Regions from separate parts of the Mus musculus genome. Here all the other regions are linked to region 3. The links are chromatin loops, found by intact Hi-C in ENCODE. Cell type or tissue: gastrocnemius. All regions are shown on one strand. Region 1 has its middle 27 kb from the start of Gm39440. Region 2 overlaps Cep112 (centrosomal protein 112). Region 3 overlaps Axin2 (axin 2).

Evidence for each region. Peaks named below come from ENCODE experiments on the same cell type or tissue, not always from the same donor. Only the 100,000 strongest peaks of a DNase experiment are listed, where the experiment ranks them.
Region 1: it touches region 3 in a loop (4-fold over the local background); 16 of 42 quality-filtered maps call a loop at or near these places.
Region 2: a loop joins it to region 3, with 6 times the contacts of the local background. A loop is called at or near these places in 20 of 42 quality-filtered maps.

The regions. Positions count from the first base shown.
Region 1 is chr11:109,190,399-109,195,398 of GRCm38, reverse strand. No RefSeq gene overlaps it. Among named protein-coding and RNA genes, the nearest start is that of Gm39440, 27 kb to the left of the region's middle. In gastrocnemius, a CTCF peak has its summit at 1,993; DNase peaks (open chromatin) are centred at 2,018 and 2,590.
Region 2 is chr11:108,449,906-108,454,905 of GRCm38, reverse strand. The region is part of intron 4 of Cep112 (centrosomal protein 112); the gene reads right to left. Among named protein-coding and RNA genes, the nearest start is that of Cep112, 27 kb to the right of the region's middle. In gastrocnemius, no CTCF peak of the experiment used is centred here; a DNase peak (open chromatin) is centred at 4,919.
Region 3 is chr11:108,922,593-108,927,592 of GRCm38, reverse strand. Axin2 (axin 2) reads right to left here. Exons shown (of 11, transcript NM_015732.4): 2 at 3,491-4,441. The coding sequence starts at 4,305. Among named protein-coding and RNA genes, the nearest start is that of Axin2, 4.7 kb to the right of the region's middle. In gastrocnemius, CTCF peaks have their summits at 1,004 and 2,202 (motif pointing left); DNase peaks (open chromatin) are centred at 1,055, 2,182, 4,188, 4,796 and 1 more place; H3K4me3 peaks cover 4,164 bases; H3K27ac peaks cover 4,009 bases.

The sequences.
Region 1 (5,000 bases), 270 kb before region 3:
TAACACCTTGCTTTCTCCTTCTTCTTTTCTTCTGGGTGATGAGAGCTTGGTGTCCATGAATGAAGCTGGCTGAAGATGTAACGTTCATCTCCTCCACTCCCTCACGCAGGATGTGGCCACCGCCAAATCCCTTAGGTCCTGATTTTGCCTGATGACCGTTCCCTGTGGGTCTCCCAGGGTGAACCACACCTTGAACCAGAAGATGTGGAGCTGGATGTAGTTCTGAAGCCAGCTGCTCCAGTTTCGATTCTGTTGCTCTGCTGAAACACTCAGACAACAAGCAGCTTAAGAGAGGAAAGTGCTTATCTGGCTTACAATTCCAGGCTACTTTGTCTATCATAGCAGAGAATCCAGTGGCAGGATCTAGAGGTATCTAGTTGCATCACATCTGCAGGCAAAAACAAAGAGATGAATGTGTGAGGCTTTCGGCTTGCTTGCTTTCTCCTCCCTGACATACCTACCTAGGGAATGGTGCTGCCCACGGTGGGCTGGGTCTTCCCATATCAATTAAAAATCAAGACAATCCCCTACTGACTTTCTCCCCAATTACTTCTAGGTTGTGTCAAGTTGACACTTAACCAACCATCACCCCAGGTGATGACAACAAATGTCCCCTCCCTGATGTCTTCCCTTTTCCTTGAAATATAGACTGCTTGCAGGACTCTTTGGTACCTTCATCATTATGTGGGTGTTACCTGACTTACCGAGGCACCTCCATTTCACTCCTTCATTCTCAGTAAGAAAGAGAGAGAGAGAGAGAGAGAGAGAGAGAGAGAGAGAGAGAGAGCCCTCAGCAGAGGCAGAAATCAAGTGAGACACTTTCTTCCAGAAGCCAGCCTTGTCTCTTTGTCCCCTCTCCTGACTCTGACCTGCAAGCTGACTTTCATTCTTTCTGCCTCTCAAATCCTTCCTAACACTTGTCAAAAATTAAAGTGGGACCTCCCTTCAAACGTTCTATCTGCCTTTGCCAAGAAGGCAAGTCTGTCACCAAAGAATCTACATTAATATTCCAAATATGCATCGCTCAGAGACGAAATAACATCGTCTGCTTTCAAGCCAGGTTTGGGTGACCTCTGCGCTTTAATATTTTCAGTGAAGTGTCATGTGACAATTCAACTGTATTCAGAGAGAGGAGAAAGTGAGCGTGTCCTTACAGACGCATCGACTGCAAATGGGGGGATGAGATGCAGCTCAGGGGCAAGTACTTTATCCTTTTTGTTTGTGATTTCTGCTTCGGCTAAGTAGATCCACACGAAGCTCTCTCTCTCTCTGTGTGTGTGTGTGTGTGTGTGTGTGCTTGCATGTGCTCACGTGCACATGCACACATATATGTACTACATATGTATATACTACCATACAAGAGGGGAGGACAGAGCATAATTTTGGGTGTCAGTCCTCTCTGAGACAGAGTCCCTGTTTTGACTGATACTCTGTGTATGACAGGCTAGCCAGCTTGCATGCTTCCAGGAGGACCTAAAACTTGTCTCCATCACACCATAAAAGTACTAGGATATGGTTGCATGGTGCCATACCCACGTTTATGGGTTCTGGGGTCCCACACCAGCTTGAAGTGGGCTCTTGGGATTTGAACTCAGATTCTCACAGTTGCACAGCAAGAATTTTATCTGTGGAACCAGCTCCGGAGCTCCAACATGAAGGACCCTCAGACACATAGAATTAAGACTAAGGAGTCTTCATTTCCTAACACAAAAGCATCCAGAAAAGTGCTTGCTCTCCCTCTCCCTTCTCTTTCCTCTCCCTCTCCCCCTCCCCCTCCCTCTCTCCCATCCGGCTTTGTAGCAGAACATTACCTTGTTCCAGCTCCTGTAAGGAGACTCTCATTACAGCCAGGCCCCATTACCCTTACAAGAATGAGGAGTCTCTGCTCTTAGCTATAGAGCAGCGATGAACAGTTAGTATCAACTGGCCCCTTTCAGGCCTGGGTCATGCTACCCCAGGCCAGGGAGCTCAGAGGCTGCAACTTAGGGTGCAGTTCCTCCAGAGGCCAGGAGGGGGGTGTCTTGTGCTTCAGAAGTCCCTTGCCCTCCTTGCTATCCGATCTTCTCTTGGCCGGAAAGGCTCCATCCCCACAGAAGCATGGCATTTGCTCCACGGAGGGCCTGCAGATCTGCTTGCCACAATAATCAACTCTGCCCTAGGCTGCGCCACCCAGGTCTTTTTTACTTAGAAGTTAGCCGAACTGCGGGATTTCTTGCGATGGGCTCAGTCATCACCCTGGCAGGCCTGTGGGCATGCCATCGGGGGCAAGTTTACACAGATGCCTGCATCCGGGCACTCAGAGCAGGTGTCCACTAACCCCAATCAGACCACCCTCCCAGAAAAGAGCCCCCCCTTGGGTTTGAGGGATGACAGGTCAGTCTTTGGAGTGGCCCGTAGGGAAACCCACTACCTGCCTGTCATCCACCAGTGAGCCCGTGTGGGAGGCTTTGAGCAGATGCTGGGGAACAGAACGCTGGCTTTGGTTGACACTAGGAACTTGATACAACACTGCCCTGATTTGTCATGACAACCCTGAGGTACTTCAGGGCTGCTCGGTTACATATAGGAAACAGGCTCAGATCGATGACAGGCTATGCCAAAGGTCACCAAAGCAGCAGGTGGCAGAGCCATGGGTTGCTTGGAGGCCCTCAGAGCCCTGGCCCATGCTGGTGAATCTGCCCCACCTGCACAAACAGATGGGCCCTTGGAGGCTGGAGAAATATCTAGCCCTTCAATGCTCTAAAATATTCAGGACTTTCTACTCTATATCTCTATTTCTGTTGTTTTGGATTCTCCTAACAGATCCTTACTGGTATGAATGGGAGGGACATTAGACCTGGATGTCAACCCTGTTAGATGGTTCCTCCTTCAGCAACCCCTGTTCCCCACCCCTTCCCCACCACACAAGGCTTCAGGACTTTTCTTTAAACCCTGAAGGGAGGGAACTTGCCCATAACGAACAGGAATGTGATTGAATGGTCCTCCTTAGAATACGTGGAAAGGCTGCCACTTGGCACTTGGTTCTTAAGTCTTGGTGCTTCTAGAAGCTTCTACCTCTACGTCCTCTACCCAGAGAGGAGGGGTGATGTCTAAAGATTCCTCGATATGCGATATTTTACTTTTGTAAAGTTTGTGGAGGACTGGCAAGATAAAGGCAACTGTTACCAACACTGACGACTTGATTCCAATCTCCAGATCCCACAGACAACCGAAACAATCATCCTCAACAACAAATACGCCATGGTGCACATGCACACAGCAATCAATCAATCAATCAATCAATCAATCAATGTAATTTTTTGAAATTGTGGAAAATTATATTCTGCACCACAAATCTTTTCCTTTTAAATGTAGCAAAGAATTCACTGTGTAATATTTACCTTATAACCATTCATAACTGTATAATCTCACAGCACTAACTACATATACACATAGTCACTGCCATCATCCACCCACAGAATTTTCCTCACCCTGCCTAAAAAAAGAAAAAAAAAAACCCTCTGTGTTGATTAAACACCTGATTCCCATTACCCCATCCTAAAACTACCACTCTACTTTCTGTCTGTAAGAATCTGACTACATGTGCCTCATGTGCTTGGAGTCAGACCACCGTCTGTCTATTTTGTGGCCGCCTTATTTCATTCAGTAGAACACCCTCAAAATTTTGTCCATGTTGCAGCCTGTGGCAGGATTTCTTCCTGTTCAAGAGTGAGTAGTATTCCACTGTGTGCCTATATCAGATTTCATTAGTCTTTCAACTCTTTATTTTTTAGAGTCAGAGTCCTACTATGTTGCTAGCTCAGGCTGGCCTACTATGTTGCTAGCCCAAGCTGATCTCAAATTCACAGCAATCCCCCAACCTACGCTCCCCAAAGAGCTCGGATTATAGGAATGAGTCACCATGCCTGGCTTACCTTCTTTAGGTGAAATATATTGTTGCTTACTCAATGAAATGGATTATTAACATTATAATCTAGGGTTGGAGCCAGCTATCCAACCTTTAAGGACCAAACAGTAAATACTTTAGGTTTCATAGACTTCTTTACAGCACCTGTGCAATCAAATGCCTGGGCAACAGTGATGTGGCGCCACGGTTACCACATTTGTAAATGAATGGGTAGGGCTATCTACCAATAAAAATTTATTTACCAAAAAAAAAAAATGCTGGGCGTGGTGGTGCATGCTTTTAATCCCAGCACTCAGGAGGCAGAGGCAGGTGGATTTCTGAGTTCGAGGCCAGCCTGGTCTACAGAGTGAGTTCCAGGATAGCCAGGGCTACACAGAGACATCCTGTCTCGAAAAACCAAAACCAAAACCAAAACCCCAAACAAAAACCAAAAAAGCCAGTGAGCTGGAGTCAGCCCAAGGTTAGTGATCTACAGATTCTGTGAAGGAGATAAAAATAGAATATAAAACACCAGCTTTAGTGTTGGGGGACAAGTAGGTTTTTCCTTTTTCAGTTCACAAAAATTATTTCTAGCTTGATTGTGATATATAAATGCAATCACAGTACCCAGGAAGCTGAGGCAAGAAGATTGTAAGTTTGAGACTATCGTAGGCTACATGGTAAGACCCTCACTTCAAAACTCCAAGCAAGCAAGCAAGCAAGCAAGCAAGCAACCAACCAACCAACCAATCAACCAACCAACCAACCAACTAAGTATTTTCTTCCTCAATAGCCACATATTCTCCAGGTACCACAATTTATTCAGGACTACTCACCCCTAGAGCTGAGTCTGAATCCTCTGGCCTCCTTCAACAAAGCTGATTGACTTTCTAGGGAACTTCTATCTAGAGTCTTAAGACATTAAAAAAAAACCCTTTACTGAGAAATAATTTACATACAATAAGCTGCACATAATGTCTACAATAGACAAATTTTGACTATGTATACCTTATACGAGTGGGTTCATGCAAGTATTCATGCCATAAAACCCAATCTATTAACCCTATCTATCTATCTATCTATCTATCTATCTATCTATCTATATCTCTCATCT
Region 2 (5,000 bases), 470 kb after region 3:
ACTTTGGTCTTAAAAGTTTACTGAGATAAAGAAGTAACTATAGATAAACTCTTAAGGTGACTAATCTGAAAACAGTAAGAAACAAATCTCAATATATAGTGTATGAGAAGAACTGACGAGGAGGAGATTGGAGGAAAGGGAAGAGGGAGTTTAAAAGAAGCAAGGACAGGATTAGCATGAACACAGGCCAGTGTTTTCCTTCCTCTCAGGGCTAAAGAGTCAGAACATGCTGTCACTGGGCTTAGAGCAGAGCAGTGTTAGCTCTTCCATTCCTCTGGAAACTTCCAAGGCATGTGGATGGTACAAACTGGGGCTTATATACGTGGCACAGCTGTAAGCCACAGAATTACCTGAATTACAAGTGATCAACAGCTATAATGAGTCCTAACTTTAGATGCATGTCATTTCATTCATCTGAGTAGCTGTCTAATATTATCATACACCATCTGCTTCTTGAATATACTGCAAAATAAAAATTTACTACAAAATAAACAGCAACAATTTTTAATACAGTATTTAATACATCTGAATGAATCTGGAAGCATCAAATAACATTTTTATAAAAAGTAGCCACCAATAACATGTGTATTTTAAAAGTTTCCAAGAAAAAGTTATTAGAAATAAAAAGGAAAAGCTAAAGTTAAAAAGTAAGATGCTTCACCCCTCACTGAAGACTATGACCTGTGACAGATTCTGGGAGAGAAGTGTCACTGTTCTTATAGTAATAAGAAAAAGCTACGAGTGTTAGAATGAGTGATAGCCCACTCACAGCCTGCCAGCAACCAGGAATAAACTTAATGGCTGCCTCAGGGTTAGACTGCGGTGAACAGTAAAAAGTAAACAGACACTGTGACCAAGGCAACTCTTCTAAGGACATTTAATTGGGGCTGGCGTACAGGTTTAGAGGTTCATTCAGTCCTTTATCATCAAAGTGGGAACATGGCATTGTCTATACTGGCAGGAATGGTGCAGTAGGAGCTGAGAGATCTACAACTACATCTTAAGACTGCTAGTGGAAGACTTGCTTTCAAACAGCTAGGATGAGGGTCTTAAAGCCCATGCCCACAGTGACACACCTACTCTAACAAGGCCACACCTCCTAATAGTGCCACTCCCCGAACCAAACATATAGAAATCATCACATTCCTCTCCCTGGCCCCCATGAGATTGCTATATCTAGCCATTGCATAATAAAGAAGTGCATTGAATCCAGCTTCCAAAGTCCCCAAATTCTACAGCAGCCTTAACAGTGTTAAAAGTTCAAAATTCAAAGTCCCTTCTAAGATTCATCCAATCACTTAACTGTTATCCCCAAAGCAATACAGGGAACCAGCCGCGCAAACTCCAAACTCTGTATTTCCATGTATGATGTCAAAGTGATCTTCAGATCTCCACTCAATTTTCATCTTTGTTGACTGCAACAAATTTCTTTTTCCTGGGCTGGTTCCACTCCCTGTTAGCAGCTTTCCTCTGCTGGTATCCCACAGCTCTGGCATCTTTGACATCTTTGAGTCTCCAAGTCAACCTCTGCTTCACAGTTTCTTGTTCCAATGTCTGGGATCCACATATGATCTCTTGTGCTCCTCTAAAGGTCTGATGTCATTTCTTCAGCTCTGCCCTCTGTAGCACTCTAAGCTCAGGTTGATCCACTCCATTGCTGCTGCTGTTCTTGGTGGTCATTCCACGGTACTGGCATCTCTAAAACTTTGGTGTCTTCCACTGCAACTAGGCTTCACCAGTAGCCTCTCATAGGCTCTCTTCATGGCACCAAGCCTCAACTCCTTTGCATGACCACTTCAGTACTGGGACATCAACTACAACTGAGGTTGCACTTTCACCAATGGCCTCCCCCTGGCCTTTTACAGTGCAAAGTCTCAGCTGCTCACCATGACCCCTTCATGCCTTCAAAACCCTTTCCATGTGGGTGACTCTTACTCATCACCAAGTACTGCTGCAACATGAGGTTTAACCTTAGCTATCTCTAGAATACAGCTTCTTTGTCCTCTCAGAAAACACTTCCCAGAGTTCACCTCAGTGATTCTGATCTCTTTTTAATCACCACTAATTTCTTAGCTCCAGCTAATCAGCATCAATTGTCCCAGTAGTCCCTTCTGTTATGGACTCTAAAGCCAGAGACATGTGGCCAAAACTGCTGAGTTGTGCTGCATGCTGGGGCTGGAACATGTTCCCCCTTATCCTATTACCAGCTTTGTTTTCCAACTTCCTTACTGCCTAAGCTTGGCTGCCCTGGAACTTGCTCTGTAGATTGACCTTGAACTCAGAGATCTGCATGGCTCTGAGATTAAAAGTGTGTGCCACCATGCCTGGACTTAAGCTTTTCTTCACTAGAACTTGCTCTGTCCCAGGCTGTCCTTAAAAATCAGATATCTAGTTGGCTTTGTCTCCTGGGATCAAAGGTGTATACCACCACACCTAGATCTAATCTTAGTTTTGTGGGATCCTACTCCAAAGGCCCACCCCCTTAATCTGTTATCTTCTAGAACACAGGATTCAGCTCCATTTTACTTCCTGGTGCCCCTTCAATACTTGCACCATATATTTTGTATTTTTCCTTCCTCAGCTTGCTCCTTTGCATTAAAACACTCTTTGTAAGAGTGAACCACACAACAGAATTTGTACTAGGCTGTCTTGAGACTTTCTTTTTCAAAGAAATTAATCTAAATCTCTTAAACTTACACTCAGGCAGACAAGGGCAAAAATCAGATACATTCTTCACCAAAATACAACAAAAACAGTCTCTATGCCACATACTGAAATTCTTCTGCACTGAAATCTCATAGGCCGGGTCTGCAGAGTTTGAATCACTCTCATCACACAGTCTCCCATATTCTTTTTAGGATAGACCATTAAGCCCTACTTAAAGGATTCCACTGTTTTCTAAAGCTAAAGTCCCAGAATCCCCATTCTTCCAAGCAAAAGCATGATCAGGCCTATCATAGCAATACCCCACTCCTGGTACTAATTTTGGTCTTAAAATTTTACTGCTGTGAACAGACACCATAACCAAGGCAACTCTTACAAGGATATTTAATTGGGGCTGGCTTACAGCTCCAGAGGTTCAGTCCACTAGGCAGGAGCATGGCAGCATCCAGGCAGGCATGGTACAGACAGAGCTGAGAGGCTGAGAGTTCTACATCTTCATCTGGAGGCTGCTACCAGAATACTAGCTTCCAAGCAGCTAGGATGAGGGTCTTATAGCCCATACCCACAGTGACATACCTACTCCAACGGGACCACACTTCCTAATATGCCACTCCCTGGGTCAAGCATATACAAACCATGACAGTAGCAAAGAGAAAAATCATCAAGATAGGAGGAGCCTGTTGTTAAAATACATTTCAGCAAAAGGGGGAGGAAATGAAGGAAAGAAATGAAGGCTAAAGATAACTAAAATCTCAGTATTTACAAATATAAAACTGTCAAAAGATGCTTAGCAAAGTCAGAATATAACCTGGTTCCATAAATATATTTCTTGTTCCCTATGTTAAAACAGCTTAAAATACAAAGTACCTTTGACACACCTTTAAATTAGCATGTTTCATTTTTGCTCTGGCTTACAATTCCCAGTTGCCTTAAAATTAAAGCTTGTAATACATGTGTAAGTATAGCTGCTTTTTCAATTGTTATAGAAAAAATTTTTAAAAAACAATATCTTAATGGAAGAAGCTTGTTTATAAGAAAAAACAATGTTATAAAGCTTTTTTCATTAAAAAAGAAGCAAAAGAAAAATATGACAAAATCTGACTTAGTTGGGGAACCTAATGCATGAGCACATTTCACAGCTGTTCTGTCTCAGGGACTAGTTACTGCCACTTGCCTGCACTGGTAAATCCTCAGCATGACATTTAGCTTATTCATAGTGAGAACTAATGAGAAGTGATTTGATGATTACGGGACAGTTTTCACTACTTGTTATCATAGCACGCTTATAGCAAGAGCTAAACAAGATACCATCAAAGGTGTAGTCAAATATCAAAGTATTCATATTTATTCAATACCAGTTGTTTTTTTCTCAAATAAATTAACGAAAGGCTGTCTTTTTGTTAGGGACAGGTTCTCAGAAGGCAGAGAATGACCAGTGAAGAGCAACACGGCACTGCTCTTGGGTGATCATCAACATAGGGGACATCCAAGAACAGCACAGAAGCAGACAAAAGGTCTCCCCTCACCTAGCCAGCTCTTATCACAGAACCCAGTCCTAGAACTCATGCCCCCACACTCTACCTGGACAGAAAAGATGGCAGCAGTTCTCCACACAGCTCAAGCTCTGTGATGGCTCAGCAGAAGACCCAGGTCTACAACTGCAGTGTCCGTCATAGTGATCACTGGTCTCATACAGCCATTTATAGCTACCAGAATGCAAAATTTTATAGTTCTCAGCCTTTTGGACAAAATTAAGCACAGAATGCAAAGTCAAGCTCCTCAACCTCATTTCAAGTGAGTAACAGCCATGGTGAGAAACACACACTGCATTGGAAACACAGCTACAGAACGTTACCACTCTTACCAAAACAAAACGTCTATTGGCCACAGCTACAATCAAATGTATCATTGCCCAAACACTGGTGGCACTCTTAGATGACTATTCCTTTATCAATAATACATAAGAGCCTCCACTATGTGAATCCTAGTCACACTCATGCCAACAGTCATAGATTCTCTAAGAAAAAGGGTACTTACTAGCTTCCTGCCAAGTCCCTACTCCCAAATCAGGCGACAGAGTATTTATAGTATGTCATCTCACATAGAATGGAGTTTGACAAAGAAAAATATTCCACTGCTATTTTGGGGTAACAAAGACTAAAAAACCAAATTAATAATCTTCAAATAAACAAAACAAAACAAAAATGTTCAAATAGATTAGGCAACAAAGCATGTTTTCATTGTACTCGAGCGCCCTCTGCTGGATGTGCTGGTAACCTGCATGTGCAAAGGAAATTCTAGCTACACTGGGAGACCTTTTTAAAGGGCACAGAGAA
Region 3 (5,000 bases):
GGCCAGTTCAGGGCCTCTTTAGGAAATGCTGGGTCTACCCCCCCCCCCCGAACCCCCCACCCCGGCTATGGGAAGCCAAAAGAACCCATCAAAGGGCCTCCCCATGAGGACCCTCTCCCAAGAGAACAAGAGGACCCACTTCTGAGGCTGAGCTTAGGGGCTCTCGGTGAGAGCCTCTGACACTTTACCGTCAGGTCAATACCCTCTTGGACTAGCATTCGGGGAGGCAGGATGGAGGGACGGGTGGACAGTGAGGGGTCAGTGTCTTCTGTAACCAAGCGCGGCTGGCTTGTGGAGTGTGTCTTAGCCAGCTGCGCTCCTTGGCGTTTCGTCCTCTCATTACTGGCCACTGCTCTCCGCATAGCTATCTTGTGGCATCATTTTCTTTGATAATTGAAGCCAAACTTGATTCCAATGGCTCCTCACACGCACACACAAACGGGCCTCATCAGCAGAGTTCTTTCAGAGAACAGGAAGGCCTTGTGGCCGGCACAGGACAGTCTGCTGGGCCCCTGGGATTTTAAGCCAGGCCAGAGCAGAAGGCCCAAGGGGAGGTAGATGAACCCTGCCCAGGGCCAGGGCAGAAGGGGCAGAAAGGGACGCACACAGGGAGCTCTCTGAATGCTCATCTCTGTATCCTCCCCCTCTTAAAATAAGTGTGGGCCTAGCGCCTTAGCTCACAGCCCTGGCTCCACACAGCTCTAACACACCTCAACGCTGGCAGGGGAAGGGGTGTTGTTTGTGTGAGGGGTTAGGACACACGCTCCCACCAGCAGGTCACTTATGCCCTTAGCTATTTATAGAGACCATCAAGGGCCTGGGCAACCCACTCAACCAGGCACAAACCAGAGCCCTTCCCTCCAAGGGTAATTTCTGCTCTTCCGTCCAAACTATTTATATTAAACCCGACACCAAATCGGTAAGGGTACAAACAAGTCGTTAAAATCTTAGGCTCCTTTGAGTGCCCACATAAACACAGGGCTTGGAAGGCTGGCCGGTGCCTTGGGCACCCAGTGGCCAAGATGACAGTGTGCAGCTGAGGTAGACTGGCCCCTCAGCAGGTTCAAGCTGCTTCCTTCATTCACTTCACTGGGTAGCCTCCTCAACTTGGCTCCAGCGGGATGAGTGAGCTGTGAGCAGATGGGGGTGGGGGAGACTCAACTCTAAGAGGGGGGGGGGCTGGTCCCTGTGTTCCAATAATGCTGAAAGGCAGACTTTTAAAAGTTCAAAAAATAGAGAAAGTAGGGGAGGGGGGATCTAAAATATTATAATGAGGAATGGGCTAAAACCTTCAGAGTTGCCATTTAAAACAGCCATGTGCTAACCTTGCTGCCCTTTTTGGAGACCCAATTATTATTGTTAATTATACTAATTATAACACTTAACATCTTTTCAAAATGTTTCCCTTTACAAAAGCCTTTCATGTTTATGACTCTGATCCTAAGAACAACCTTAGGACACGGACAGGAGGGGACGGTGCCCACCCACCTCACAGATGGGACCATGAAAGTGAGAAAGTTTTCTACCCAAGCAATGCTATGGCGAGGCTGGAACTGGCCTTTCAGAGACACTGTACTAGGAGGAGAGCTTGCGTGTTAGAAAGAAGTAAGGGCCACCTGGGCGTGTCCAGGTAAATATGTCATTCCAGCGTTAACAGTAGGAGAACACGTGCTTGACCCAGTGTGGAAGCTAACGGGGTCACTCAAGAGCTGTCCTCCATTCATTCATCAATGGTCTCCACAGTTCCCAGCGCCTTGCCTGGAGAGCACTTTCTTACTGCTGACCCTGGGAAACCGCACTGTGTGCTATTTACAACGGTGACACTCTGGGCCTGACACTGAAAGCACAGAAGACCCTCTGTCAGAAGACTGCTGGGGAAGCAGCCTTACCACAGGCCTTAAGGAGTCTCATCACTGGCTGCCAGGCTGCGGGGGCAGGAAGCCAACGGCCAAGTTTACCTACAAGTCTTGCAATGGAGAGGGACAAGGGATGCAGGTGCCCGTGTGCACCCAGCTACAGCAGCCCCAACAGCCTCAAGCAAACAGCCTAGCTCTGCAAGCCAAGAGCCACTAGCCACTCCCCCCTCCTGTGATCCTACACTTGCCTTCAGAAAGTCAAGCCAGTTCCATTTAGGTGTAGACCAGATGTCTGAAAATTGGTTAAGTTCACTCCCAAAGCTGCAAGAGCGCCCTCTGGTGACTGGAGAGCAAGCCCTTCCCCTACTTGCCAGCAGCAGTCAAAACTGGAGATCTCATGCCTACATCATGCAGGACCTGATGGTGGAAACCCAAGAGGCTCCAGATCAGCAGTCAGGAGCGTACCCCCTCCAGCTGCTGCAGGACACTGGAGGCCACGCCCCGCAAAGCCAGCGAGATCTCCAGAGACCCTGTGCAGATCATATCCTGAGTCCCTGACACGGAGAAATGCACAGGGACAGAAGAATAAAGCCATGCAGATAGCAATCCAGTGTGACCGACCCCCCCTCCCCCCCCCACACACACCTCCCGTCCTGCATGTCACAGGCAACAGACTAAAATTATAATAGGTGCATCCTCTTCTGGGATCGCCAGAAGCAAAGGGCAGGGAAATGCATTCTAACAGGTCTGAAGTTGCCTGCAAGGACCAAGTATCTTGAGACTTAGTCAATCTATAATGGGCTGTTTGTTTTAGAATCTTTGAAAAGAGAAAGTGGTCTGGACGGCCAGGTTCCCCCTCCCCTACACACACACACTTCTCTATCAGCACTAAGCAACAAACCATCAACTGATGTCTGACCCTGGGGGCTCAAATGCATTTGAAAGCTGGATTAATAGCCCAGCAGACTCCAAAGTGTGGGCTCCTTCATAGGAGAAAGTCTCAGGGCCTTCCCCAAGTTAGTCAGAAGGCTTCCTTCCTTCCTGGGAAATACCGAATTCTACAAAGGGAACTGCAAAACTCAGTTGCAGTCGCTAGCAGTTCCACTCATATCCCCCCCCACGCCCCCTCCCCCAGTGCACACCATAACCCAGCTGCCCCTCCCCCCAAGCCAGAGTCATTCTACTTTGATGATTAGCAGTGGAATGACCTCTTCCCAAACTGGCGCTTAGTAGGTCTAGTGACTCAGAGGCATCAAAAGCTGCTGTATTCATATCCTCTCTTCCTCTTTTCCTCTCTCCCCACAGCCCAGGATAATAAGTAACCATATTAATAAACACTGCTTGCCACCGTTTGAAGTTAGCACTGGAAGGCTGCAGGTACTCAGCTATGTCTGCATTGCAACTCCCCCCCCACCCCCCCCCCACACACAAACAACAAAACATGAGATCAAAGGGTTCCTAGCCAGAAGCCCTAGCTCTCAATCAACCCTTTTCAGCCTCCCCCAGCCTAGCCAGCCACCACCTACCCACCCTTACAGAAGACATCTGCAAAGCTAGCTCATCTTCCAGGCCCTGTCCCCGATGCTCACCCCCATTCCCATTCCCACCCCAGCCCAGCCCAGTCCAAGCCTCACCTGAATCCGTTTTCAGCTGTTTCCGTGGATCTCACACTCGCGGTGGCCCGAAGAGTTTTGCTGGACAAGCCAACCACGGTGGGTGAGAGTTTGCACTTGAGGTCGGCACACGTCCACTCCTCTTCTTCATTCAAGGTGGGGAGGTAGCCACATAAGACCTTTAGGCTCCCCAGTCCCCCGTTACTCATGTAAGCTGTGTTTTCCCCCCCACTCCTCACATATTCCAGGTAAATGTCAGAAGTCAAGAACACCTGGTAGGCATTTTCCTCCATCACTGCCTGGATCTCGGTCTGTGCCTGGTCAAACATGACCGAGCCGATCTGTTGCTTCTTGATGCCATCTCGTATGTAGGTCTTGGTGGCGGGCTTCAGCTGCTTGGAGACAACGCTGTTGTTCTCAATGTACCTCTTATAGATTGCTTTGGCCACTCGCAAAGTTTTGGTATCCTTCAGGTTCATCTGCCTGAACCCATTACAAGCAAACCAGAAGTCCAGCGTATCCACACATTTCTCCCTCTCCAGGAAAGTCCGGAAGAGGTATGCACCATCCTGGTCACCCAACAAGGAGTGTAAAGACTTGGTCCACCTGGTCAAAGGGGAATCGGGGGAGGCCCGCCCCTCGGGCTCCCCCAGTCCATCTTCATTCCGCCTAGCATTAGAGGAAACGGGCATAGGTTTGGTGGACTGGACCTTGCCCACACTAGGCTGACACGGTGGGGTCTCCCCTTCTTCTCCCGGAACCGGGGGCCGCGGAGCATCCTCGCGGAAGCTGCTGCTGGGATCTGGAAGGAGAGTCACTAACACGGCGCTACTCATGGTGAGGGAGAGCGTCTCACTGAGTTTGGATTTTGTTTTGCTTTTTTTCCCTCCTCCTCCTTTTTCTTCTTCCAGTTCCTCTCAGCAATCGGCTTGGTCTCTCTTAAGTCAGCAGGGGCTCATGTGAGCCTCCTCTCTGGAAAGAAAAGGAGGGGGGAGGGGGGAGAGAGAAAAGGGTATTGATCTAATCAAAACCAGATCTACCCAACATCAAAGCAAGAAAGTAAACAGGCTTTTCAACTCCTCAAATTCAAATCAAGCAACCCAGCTATCCGCGAGGTGCTCGTCTCAAGTATCCGACGCAGCTTTTTCAAAGGCGAAATCTGAGCTCCACACACACTTTTTCCGCGGGGGGGGGGGGTGGTGTTGGGGGGTGGAAGGAGGAAGGTGAGGCAGAAACAGTGACACGGGAGGTGTAAGACACAACCTTCCCCGCATTCACGGGGGCCAGGGACACGCCGGGTAGGTAGTCTAGCCGTACCCACTCCCACGACAACCAGAACACGCAAGCCAGCCGACCGGCTGCGTGCAGGTGAAACCAATTTCAGTAAACTTCCCCACTCTGCTCTGCACAGATAACTCGAGTTCTCAAAGTGCCCTTCCCCGGCATCTGGTTCCCATTCCCCCCCCCCTCCTTCTGCGCTCCCTCGTCCCACTTCTTACAGAAGATCCCCGCCTGGGGAAAAAAAAAAAAA